Regions from separate parts of the Homo sapiens genome. Here region 2 is linked to region 1. A link is a contact called in ENCODE Hi-C or POLR2A ChIA-PET data. All regions are on one chromosome and are shown on one strand. Each heading gives the region's core, a stretch centred on a gene start or an enhancer-like site at or near the end of the contact. The rest is flanking DNA. Distances are from core to core; before and after follow the strand shown. Region 1 overlaps JAK1 (Janus kinase 1). Region 2 overlaps LINC01359 (long intergenic non-protein coding RNA 1359).

Evidence for each region. Hi-C counts contacts between places; a loop is a spot of excess contacts on that map. ChIA-PET counts read pairs that join two places held with the same protein, here RNA polymerase II (POLR2A). Pooled maps may share reads with other maps.
Region 2: a loop to region 1 is called in a pooled map, with 7 times the contacts of the local background. The contact joins two enhancer-like sites. A Hi-C loop is called at or near these places in 5 of 37 single-sample maps with no recorded cell type and 5 of 50 pooled maps. POLR2A ChIA-PET finds 5 or more read pairs at or near these places in 7 of 52 experiments (CD8-positive, alpha-beta memory T cell, Caco-2, GM12878 and 4 more).

Annotation. Positions count from the first base shown.
Region 1 is chr1:64,862,178-64,866,707 of GRCh38, forward strand. JAK1 (Janus kinase 1) reads right to left here. Exons shown (of 25, transcript NM_002227.4): 8 at 2,610-2,795. Among named protein-coding and RNA genes, the nearest start is that of JAK1, 100 kb to the right of the region's middle. Within about 2 kb of position 2,039, at least 27 of the 41 ENCODE cell types and tissues checked have a DNase peak (open chromatin) inside an H3K27ac peak, as active enhancers do.
Region 2 is chr1:64,985,601-64,990,130 of GRCh38, forward strand. LINC01359 (long intergenic non-protein coding RNA 1359) reads right to left here. Exons shown (of 7, transcript NR_119383.1): 4 at 3,835-3,894; 5 at 1,663-2,073. It also overlaps a transcript of JAK1 not described here and the pseudogene SLC2A3P2. Among named protein-coding and RNA genes, the nearest start is that of LINC01359, 15 kb to the right of the region's middle. Within about 2 kb of position 2,136, at least 3 of the 41 ENCODE cell types and tissues checked have a DNase peak (open chromatin) inside an H3K27ac peak, as active enhancers do.

The DNA of each region.
Region 1 (4,530 bases), core at 789-3,288:
TCAGCTCAGGCTCTAGAGCCAGCTGCTCTGGGTTCAAATCGCAGCCTCTCCACCTGCTAGTAGGGTTATGCATATGGAATCATCATTTTTATAGGTCAAAATGGTCAAATATTGGCAATTTCAAATGCTTTAACCTAACAGCTCTGTGACCTTGGACAGGTTACTTAACCTCTTCGTGCCTCAGTTTCCCCTTATCATACTCACCCATAGGGTTGACATGAAAATTAAAATAGGTGGTATTTGTGAAGTGCTCAGAATAGGAAGTACCTGACACACAGTAAGGGCTAGCGTGGTAAAGAAAAACAAACTAATGGAGGAATCAAGTATTTCTTTCTTCCTGCCCTCCTCCTGCTCCCTCCACAGCACTGTGGCTTGGCATAGAGTCATTGGCCCATGTGGCCAGGGTGAGCTCTGACTTAGATGATGGGTGCACCAACTTGTGTTGGTGCTAGACTTGACTGTGTCAACCAGGACAGGACAGGATGGGGCAGGCTCATAAAATGTGCACCAGGCATACACCACGTTGAAGAGCCAGATCATGGACATGTCAGCCTCTCCCTCACTCCCTTCGGGGTCTCTGGGGGATGATAACGCCTTAGAAGCCAAAGCAACACAGGCAAAATGCACAGGCAGGAACCAGACAGAGCTGGGCAAGTGCCTGCCACTTTCTCACTGAGTGACCCTGTGCAAGATCCCATGCCTCTTGATTAGTCTCAGATTCCTCATTTCAAGTAGAGCTGATGCTCAGTCCCCTAAGGTTCTTACAAGGACTAAGACAGACCAAGATACAGGCACAGCATATAACACGGGGCCTAATATCCAGGATGCAGCATGTGACACGGGGCCTAATATCCAGGATGCAGCATATAACAGGGGGCCTAATACCCAGGATGCAGCATATAACACAGGGCCTAATACCCACGATGCAGCATATAACACGGGGCCTAATACCCAGGATGCAGCATATAACACGGGGCCTAATATCCAGGATGCAGCATATGACACGGGGCCTAATATCCAGGATGCAGCATATGACAGGGGGCCTAATATCCAGGATGCAGCATATGACACGGGGCCTAAAATCCAGGATGCAGCATATGACACGGGGCCTAATATCCAGGATGCAGCATATGACACGGGGCCTAATATCCAGGATGCAGCATATGACACGGGGCCTAATATCCAGGATGCAGCATATAACACGGGGCCTGATATCCAGGATGTGCTCCATCAACAGCACTTCTTCTTTTCTCCCTCCATTTCGCATCTTTCCATTAACATCCATCTGAGCTCTTCTACTTCTCCCTCTTCACTTTGTTTTTACTATATTTTTCTAATAAAATTAATGTAAGTTTTTTGTTTAAAAAAAAAGGAGGGGAGAATAAGAAAATTAAAACCACTCATAATGCCACCATAAATAAGTAGCTGTTAATATTTATTTTTCTAAGAGCATGTGTATATACATGCATACCTATTGATATTTTGAACAAAACTGGTCCCATTCTATAGGTAAAGTTTTATATCCTGCTTTTTCCCCTGACCTTTTTTCCAGGTCATTAAAAAATTCAGCAACCTGATTTTCTAATATTCTGCTTCTCAGGCAAATTGTGATTTATTTTCCTATTCTCCTATTATTGTATATTTAAGTTATTTTCAGAATTTTGACACTTTAATTACTACTGGAATGAATATTCTTATTCATAAACCATAACCTGCCTCTCACATTGTTTCTGGAAGATAGATTCATTCTCTAGATTCCTGAACAGAGGGATATATAAATATTTTCAAGGCTTTTAACAGGTTACCAAACTGTTTTCCAAAAGGTTATATCAGAAAGACAAGTTATTCTGAATACAAGAGAGTGACTGTCTGCCCTAAACCGTATCACCAGGCTCTTCCTCAGCACTGAGCGTTATCATTGTGACACAGTATCTGCCACATTTTGGCAGAATGTGGCCTTTCCTGGTGTTGGCTCCACTCACCTTAAGAGTGCTAGCTGTCTCACCAGCCGCTCTCTCTGCATGTTGTTGGCTGTGACTTCCCCTGACACAAACAGGTTTATTTTGGCAGAGTTCCCACTTCCTGCTTGTTTAGATTATGTCCTCAAGTGATACCAAAAAAGAGGAAGTGAGATTAAACACCCTTTCCTCTGTCCGAGAGTCACTGGGGTGTGCCTGACACCATATCGATGACTGCCACTGTGGCCGAGGCTCGCCTGAGGGCAACGTGGGGCTTCCTGCTTTGCACTTCAGCTCAGCAGAGAGGCCGTGCCAGAACCCTTGGGAGGAAACACTGACATTCGCTGGTTTTCTTTTCCTTCAAATCCACTAGCTTTGTGAATTAAATATTGATGCTGAGGTGTATTTGGGAGGGAAGCAAATCCTAAGGCAGATTCACATTTCTGAGACCAAAGAAAGGCACTGGAATGTATCGGTGTAACTTTAAAACACTGAGAATGCCTTGGTAATAGGAACTTTTTGGCTTCAATAAGAAAATCCTGTTTTCTCTTTAGGACAGGAACTCTGAAAATCATGTGCTGCAGAACGGAACTCAGCAATTCTCCCTCTCATCACCAGATCCAGACTTAAGAGCTTCTGGGACAAACTTACCATTTTCTTGTTGTCCTGCTTGTTAATGCTGACCACAGACTCCTTTATTACAATGTGAGTGATTTCAGGGAAGTAAGAAAAATTGTTCCACTCTTCCCGGATCTTGTTTTTCTCCTCATCCTTCTTGTGTTTATTTTCCAGTTTTTTCCGCTTCAGTTTATTTTTTTCCTTTTCAACAGAAACAACCTGATAAGATACATAAAAGGGACAGGGTTAAGTTGCTTTCTTCATTTTCTATTGGTAAAAGGTCAGTGCTGCTGGGAAACCTATGCAGGGCCTAGGTCCAAGGAAGAGAAAGCCAGCTCTTCTGGACTTGCAGGATTGGGGGAGTTGGCACCTGCAGGGTTAGGACCAAAGAACTGGGTTGTATCAGGGAATCCTGGGCTTTCATATCTGGAAGAGACCTTAATGAGCACACTGTCTAAACTATATAATACGCAATGTGCACGGAAACTCAGAAAGGGAAATCACTGCTCACTAGACATGCATCTACATTCAGGTCTCCTCACTTCCAGACTACTACACATGCTCTGACACAAACAGATAACATACTCTTCCCAGTTACCACTGAGCTGAACATGAGCTTTCTCCTATCACCAATCGTCTTGACTTTGTAACAGTACTCAAGTCGGGATTTTCCAGAGAAGACACGAATTTCATGCTTGAAATAATCTACACACTGAATAATATATATCTGCACAAGTGAAAATATTTTGTGTCGCATGAGCCCTGGAGACCAGAGATCTAGGTTAAGTTCCTGCCTCTGCCAATTACTTAACTAGTTACATCATCTCTTTGAGCCTCATTTTCCTTATTCATGAAATAGCTTACATCTTCACAGGGTTCTCTGAGATTAGACAAGTGCTAACTAACATAGTATAATACCTATTATACAGAAAACCCTCAGTAAGTATCAAGCATTATTGTTTTAGCATGAGAATAAAACAGGAGGAGAAAATGAGTCTCATATTTTATTCATTTATTTAATTTTTTGAGACAGTGTCTTGCTGTCACCCAGGCTGGAGCACAGTGGCAAGGTCATGGCTCACTGTAGCCTTGACCTCCCAGGCTCAGGCGATCCTCCCAACTCAGCCTCCCAAGTAGCTAGGACCACAGGCACGTGCCACCACATCCTGCTAATTTTGGTATATTTTGTAAAGATAGGGTTTCACCATGTTGCCCAGGCTAGGCTCAAACTCCTCGGCTCAAGTGATCTGCCTGCCTCAGCCTCCCAAAGTGCTGGGGTTACAGGTGTGAGCCACTGCACCCACCCACATTTACTTTAATATTATTAATTACAGTAATAATAATTGTAACGGCTATAATAATTTATTCAACATTTATTGTATTGCCAGGCTTTGTGCTAAATGCCGTTTAGTTTCTTCACAACCTTATGAGTTAGACAGTAGGTACCTCCATTTAACAGAGGAGTAATTTTTAGCTGCTGATAAAGGTGAAATAACTCTCCTAAGGCCATATAAGTCATGAAGCTAGGATCTGAACCCCGTCGACGTGGGTCTAAAACCCATGCTCTTAAGCCACTCTGCTCTATTTCTTCATCCAATAAATATCTCATAAAGAAGCTCCCATAAAGCAAAATCAATTAGTCAATTTCACGGAGCCAGAGGCCTAAGTTCAATTCTTGGCACAAATGCTTATTAGTTATGACCTTGGGCAAATTTCTTAACTTCTCTGTGCCTCTTTGTATTCATCCGTAAAATGGAGATAATAGCAATACTTCCCTCAAAGGTTTTTTTATTTTTAGAAATAAATGAGTTAATACTTATAAAATACTTAGAAAAGTACTTGGCACATGGTAAACACTCAGGAACTATCTGCTATTATTATTATACTACTACGTATTATACATGTTGTTATATTTCTCTACATAACTCAATAAATACTTATTTAGACCTTGTGC
Region 2 (4,530 bases), core at 886-3,385, 120 kb after region 1:
TCCAACAACAATGCCCAGCTGGTTGAGAGTGCCAAAGACACCTTGCAGGCCAATAGGTGAGATGTCTCCGATGTACGTGGGCACAAAACCTGTGCAGAGTCTGCAGAAGAGGCCAATAACCAAGTAGGCCAGGATCAGTATTTCAACCAACTCAGCTACTTTACACAGTCCCATAAGGCAGCCACCAGTGGCAGCCAACAGGTTGACAGTAAGCATTGAATTACGCCTGTCAAAGCTGTTGACAAACAGTCCAACAGAAAAGGAGCTAATCATACAACCAATGGAGAATATGGCCATAGACAAGCACCAAAGGGACAAGCACAACATCTCAGAGGGAGGGGTATTTGCCTTGTCCTTCAAAGTGTTGATAAATTCCCTTATGATCATCTCAGGAGCATTGATGACCCCAGTGTTGTAGCCAAATTGGAAAGAGCCGATTGTAGCAATTGTGATGGCGAAGATCAGAGATGGGGTGACCTTCTATGTCCCCCATGGCCTCAATCTAATTGTTTTTTTTTTTTTTGGACAGAGTTTCACTCTTGTTGCTCAGCCTGGAGTGCAGTGGGGCGATCTCAGCTCACTGCAACCTCTGCCTCCCGGGTTCAGGCGATTCTCCTGCCTCAGCCTCCCAAATAGCTGGCATTATAGGTGTGCACAACCACACCCTGTTAATTTTTTGTATTTTTAGTAGAGATAGGGTTTCAAGATGTTAGCCAGGCTGGTCTCGAACTCCTGACTTCAGGTGACTCACCCACCTCGGCCTCCCAAAGTGCTGGGATTACAGGTGTGAGCCACTGTACCTGGCCCCTAATCTAATTCTTTTCAAGTCTTTAAGAAAGATCTAGGAGTGTGATTCCAGAGACACCTTTTTCAACCAATGAAACCTTCAAAATTTCCTTCTCGGCAGCAAGTTTTCTCCAGGTCCTCAGGAATGCTCTAAAACTCTCACCATTACAGCATCTCCTATTTTCTATCTTCTAAAGTTGTTGTGAAGATTAAGTTAAATAATAAGCTGGGTGCAGTGGCTCATGTCTGTAATCCCAGCACTTTGGAGGGCTGAGGCAAGAAGATCACTTGAGCCCAGGTGTTATTCAAGACCAGCCTGGGAAACAGAGAGAGACCGTCTCTACAAAAAAATGGTGTTGCATGCCTGTAGTCCCAGCTACTTGGGAGGCTGAGGTGGGAGGCTTGAGCCCAGGAGGTCAAGGCTGCAGTGAGCCATGATTGTGCCACTGCCCTCCAGCCTGGGTGACAGAGTGAGACACTGCCCAACAGCCACCCCCCACCCAAAAAAAAAATATAAAGCACTTAGTACAGTATCTGGCATATTGTAAGCTCTTTATAAAGTTGATTATTATTTTATTATTAGCAGGGACCAAGGCCTTAACGTTGTAAGATGCAGGGAAATAACAAAAGGAAAGAAAGGCTCCCTGTTGCTGAAGCAGCCATTGCCACAGTCAGGTGCACAAGGTCTAGCACAATTTGGCTCCCAGCCAATCTTACCCTACGGTTACCTGCACGCACTCCCTGAAAACTTCCTTAGTTCCTCAAGGTAGGCAGAATTCCTCCTTTAGTTTCCCAGAGTACTTTGCATGTACTTTTCTACTTTCCCTTATCACAATCCATTCTATTTTGCTTGCATATCTATTCACTCTACCCTACCTTATCCCAGGCTGTGAGTTTATGGACAGCAGGAACCAAGCAGTCATCCTTGTATTTGCAGCCATAGGCATTCTGTAAGTATTGGATGAGGATGGAAGGATAGATGGATAGACAGACAGATAAGGAACATGGGATAACTAGTGACTTGGTAAAGGATTAGGCCTGGGTACCCAGGAGACCAATTAAAACAGTCATTGCTTCACAAGCTTCTCTAAGGCTGGATCTGAACAGAAGTGCAAAGGGCATGACATTTGAAGAATTGTTTGCCTGGTGTGGATGGTTAGGCAATCTACATGTGCCTTCAAGGGAAAAGCATGGCTAGTTGGTGACTGCTGACAAAGTTGGTATCAGGCAGAACACCTTGGCAACCAGAAGCCAAGGCAGGATGATGCCTCTAAGTCTTCCTGCAGCCTGAAAAGTTAATAGATTAGTCAATTAGAAGCAAGTCCTTTGAAGTGTGGTCAGTTTCAGGCAGACTTGTGGACAATGACTATTCTCTCTGTGATTGTGTTCACTGTAAACAATGATGCAAGACCTAAAGATAGAAAGGGGATGTGAAATGTTGTTCTCACAGAAGATGGACTGTCTGGAGATAACATTTCCAAGTACCTAGAGTATAAAGTATTTTATAACATAGGGCAATATAGAGGGAGATGCTGTATCTTGACTTTTCAGAAACCATTCTTATTTTATTCATTTTGTTCAAAGCAATTGAAGATGATAATATTTATTGATTGATCACTTATTGTGTACCTCATACTTTTTAAGAAAGTGATATGCTAGAGTTGGCCTTCCCTGGCTCATGAGAGTCAATTATGTGTGTGTTTTCTCAAGCCGCATTAGAAGATTTTACACTGGCATCTTAAATTCGGCCATATCAGGAATATTTACACCATGGAAACTGGCAAACACTAAAAATCAGGGTTTTCAGTCCCATCCCTTCTGAGAGCTGCTTGTCAAATATTTACTGCACACTACTGATTTTACAATAAATGATCCTAATTAGCCCTTCCCATATTCCTACTTTACAGATGAGAAATTGAAGTTTAGAGATTAAATAATTCACTTATTACAAACTTTTTGGTGGCACAGGCAGGATTAAAATTCAGACCATCTGTCTCCAAAGTTCATTCATTTAACCATTTAATTATTTTAAGATTTCAAACTCTACTTAGGTCAGCAAAATGGCAGAGTAGGCAGCCCCAAGCTCCTGTCCCCCCCATAGAAACTCAAAAAACAAGCAGAATCTGTCAGAATTAACTTCTTCAGACTCTGGAAAAAAGTCAGAGGCTTACAGCCACCAAGTGGATGCTGAATTAAGAAAAATAAAAAATGGGCCAGTTGCAGTGGTGGCTCATGCCTGTAATCCCAGCATTTTGGGAGGTCAAGACAAGAGGATCTCTTGAGCCCAGGAGTTTCAGACTAGCCTGGGAAACACAGTGAGACCCTGCCTCTATAAAAAATAAAAAAATAAAAATCAGCCAGGCCTGGTGGTGCATGCCTGTAGTCCCAACTACTGGGGAGGCTGAAGTGGGAGGATCATTTGAGCCTGGGAAGTCAAGGCTGCAGTGAACTATGATCTTGACACTGCACTGAAGCCTGGGTGAAAGAGTGAGCCCCTAACTAAAATAAATAAAATTTAAAAATATATATATATGTATGTATGTGTATATATATATGTATGTGTATATATATGTATGTATGTATATATATATGTATATGTGTGTGTGTGTGTGTGTGTATATATATATATATATATATATATATAAAATACAGAGATAAGGCTGGGCATGGTGGCTCACGCCTGTAATCCCAGCACTTTGGGAGGCCAAGGTGGGTGGATCATGAGGTCAGGAGTTCAAGACCAGCCTGGCCAACATGGTCAAACCCCATCTCTACTAAAAATACAAAAATTTGCTGGGTGTGGTGGCACGTGCCTGTAATCCCAGCTACTCCGGAGGCTGAGGCAGGAGAATTGTTTGAACCTGGGAGGCAGAGGCTGCAGTGAGCCAAGATCATGCCACTGCACTCCAGCCTGGGCGACAAAGAGAGACTCCATCTCAAATAAATAAATAAATAAATAAATAAATAAATAAATAAATAAATAAAATAAACTCAAAAATGGTAGGAAAGTTTTGTGGCATTTTTATTTGCTGTTATTCCACACCTTACCTTGCAATGGTCCTGAAGACAGCAGCCCATACTGTCGGCATGGGAGTGGGGTCCCTGGTTCTAGAGGGAGCAAAGCAGACCTTATTTGCAAATTATTGTGTAGATCGGTTTTAACCTGTCTGTACGTGAAGGACTGGCACAAAATGCTCACCTCTGTTTGCCTAACTCTGAACTAACCCAGATTGGAAAAGCAGCAGGCATTGCTTGAATCATCATAAGGTAGAAGAACAAGGCCTGAGGCAAAAGGTCACAGTTGAGACATGCAATAAACCACCTAAGGCTTGGGCAAAAAATTTGAGAACAGAGTTTCTTTGGGAAGTTAGGACAATCAGAAGCACCTGTGAATGCAGGGAATTTAGCCAGCCATGCATGTGCCCAGGGCAAGATGCTTGCTCAGAAAAGACATGATTAAAAACTTCAGGTTTCATCACAGCTGATTCCTAAGCTCAGTGAAAGCCTGGCTAAGTGTTGAAGGAGGGCCCCAGTACACGCCCAATTGGCAAAAACTGAGAAAAGTATTTTTGTTTGTTTGTTTGTTTTGTTTTTTAGCTCTTGACATTCAGGTAAAATTCTGTCAAAGCACTCACTGAAGGCCAGGCGTGGTGGCTCACGCCTATAATCCCAGTACTTTGGGAGGCTGAGGCAGGCAGATCACTTGCGGTCAGGAGTTCGAGGCCAGCCCGGACAACATGGTGA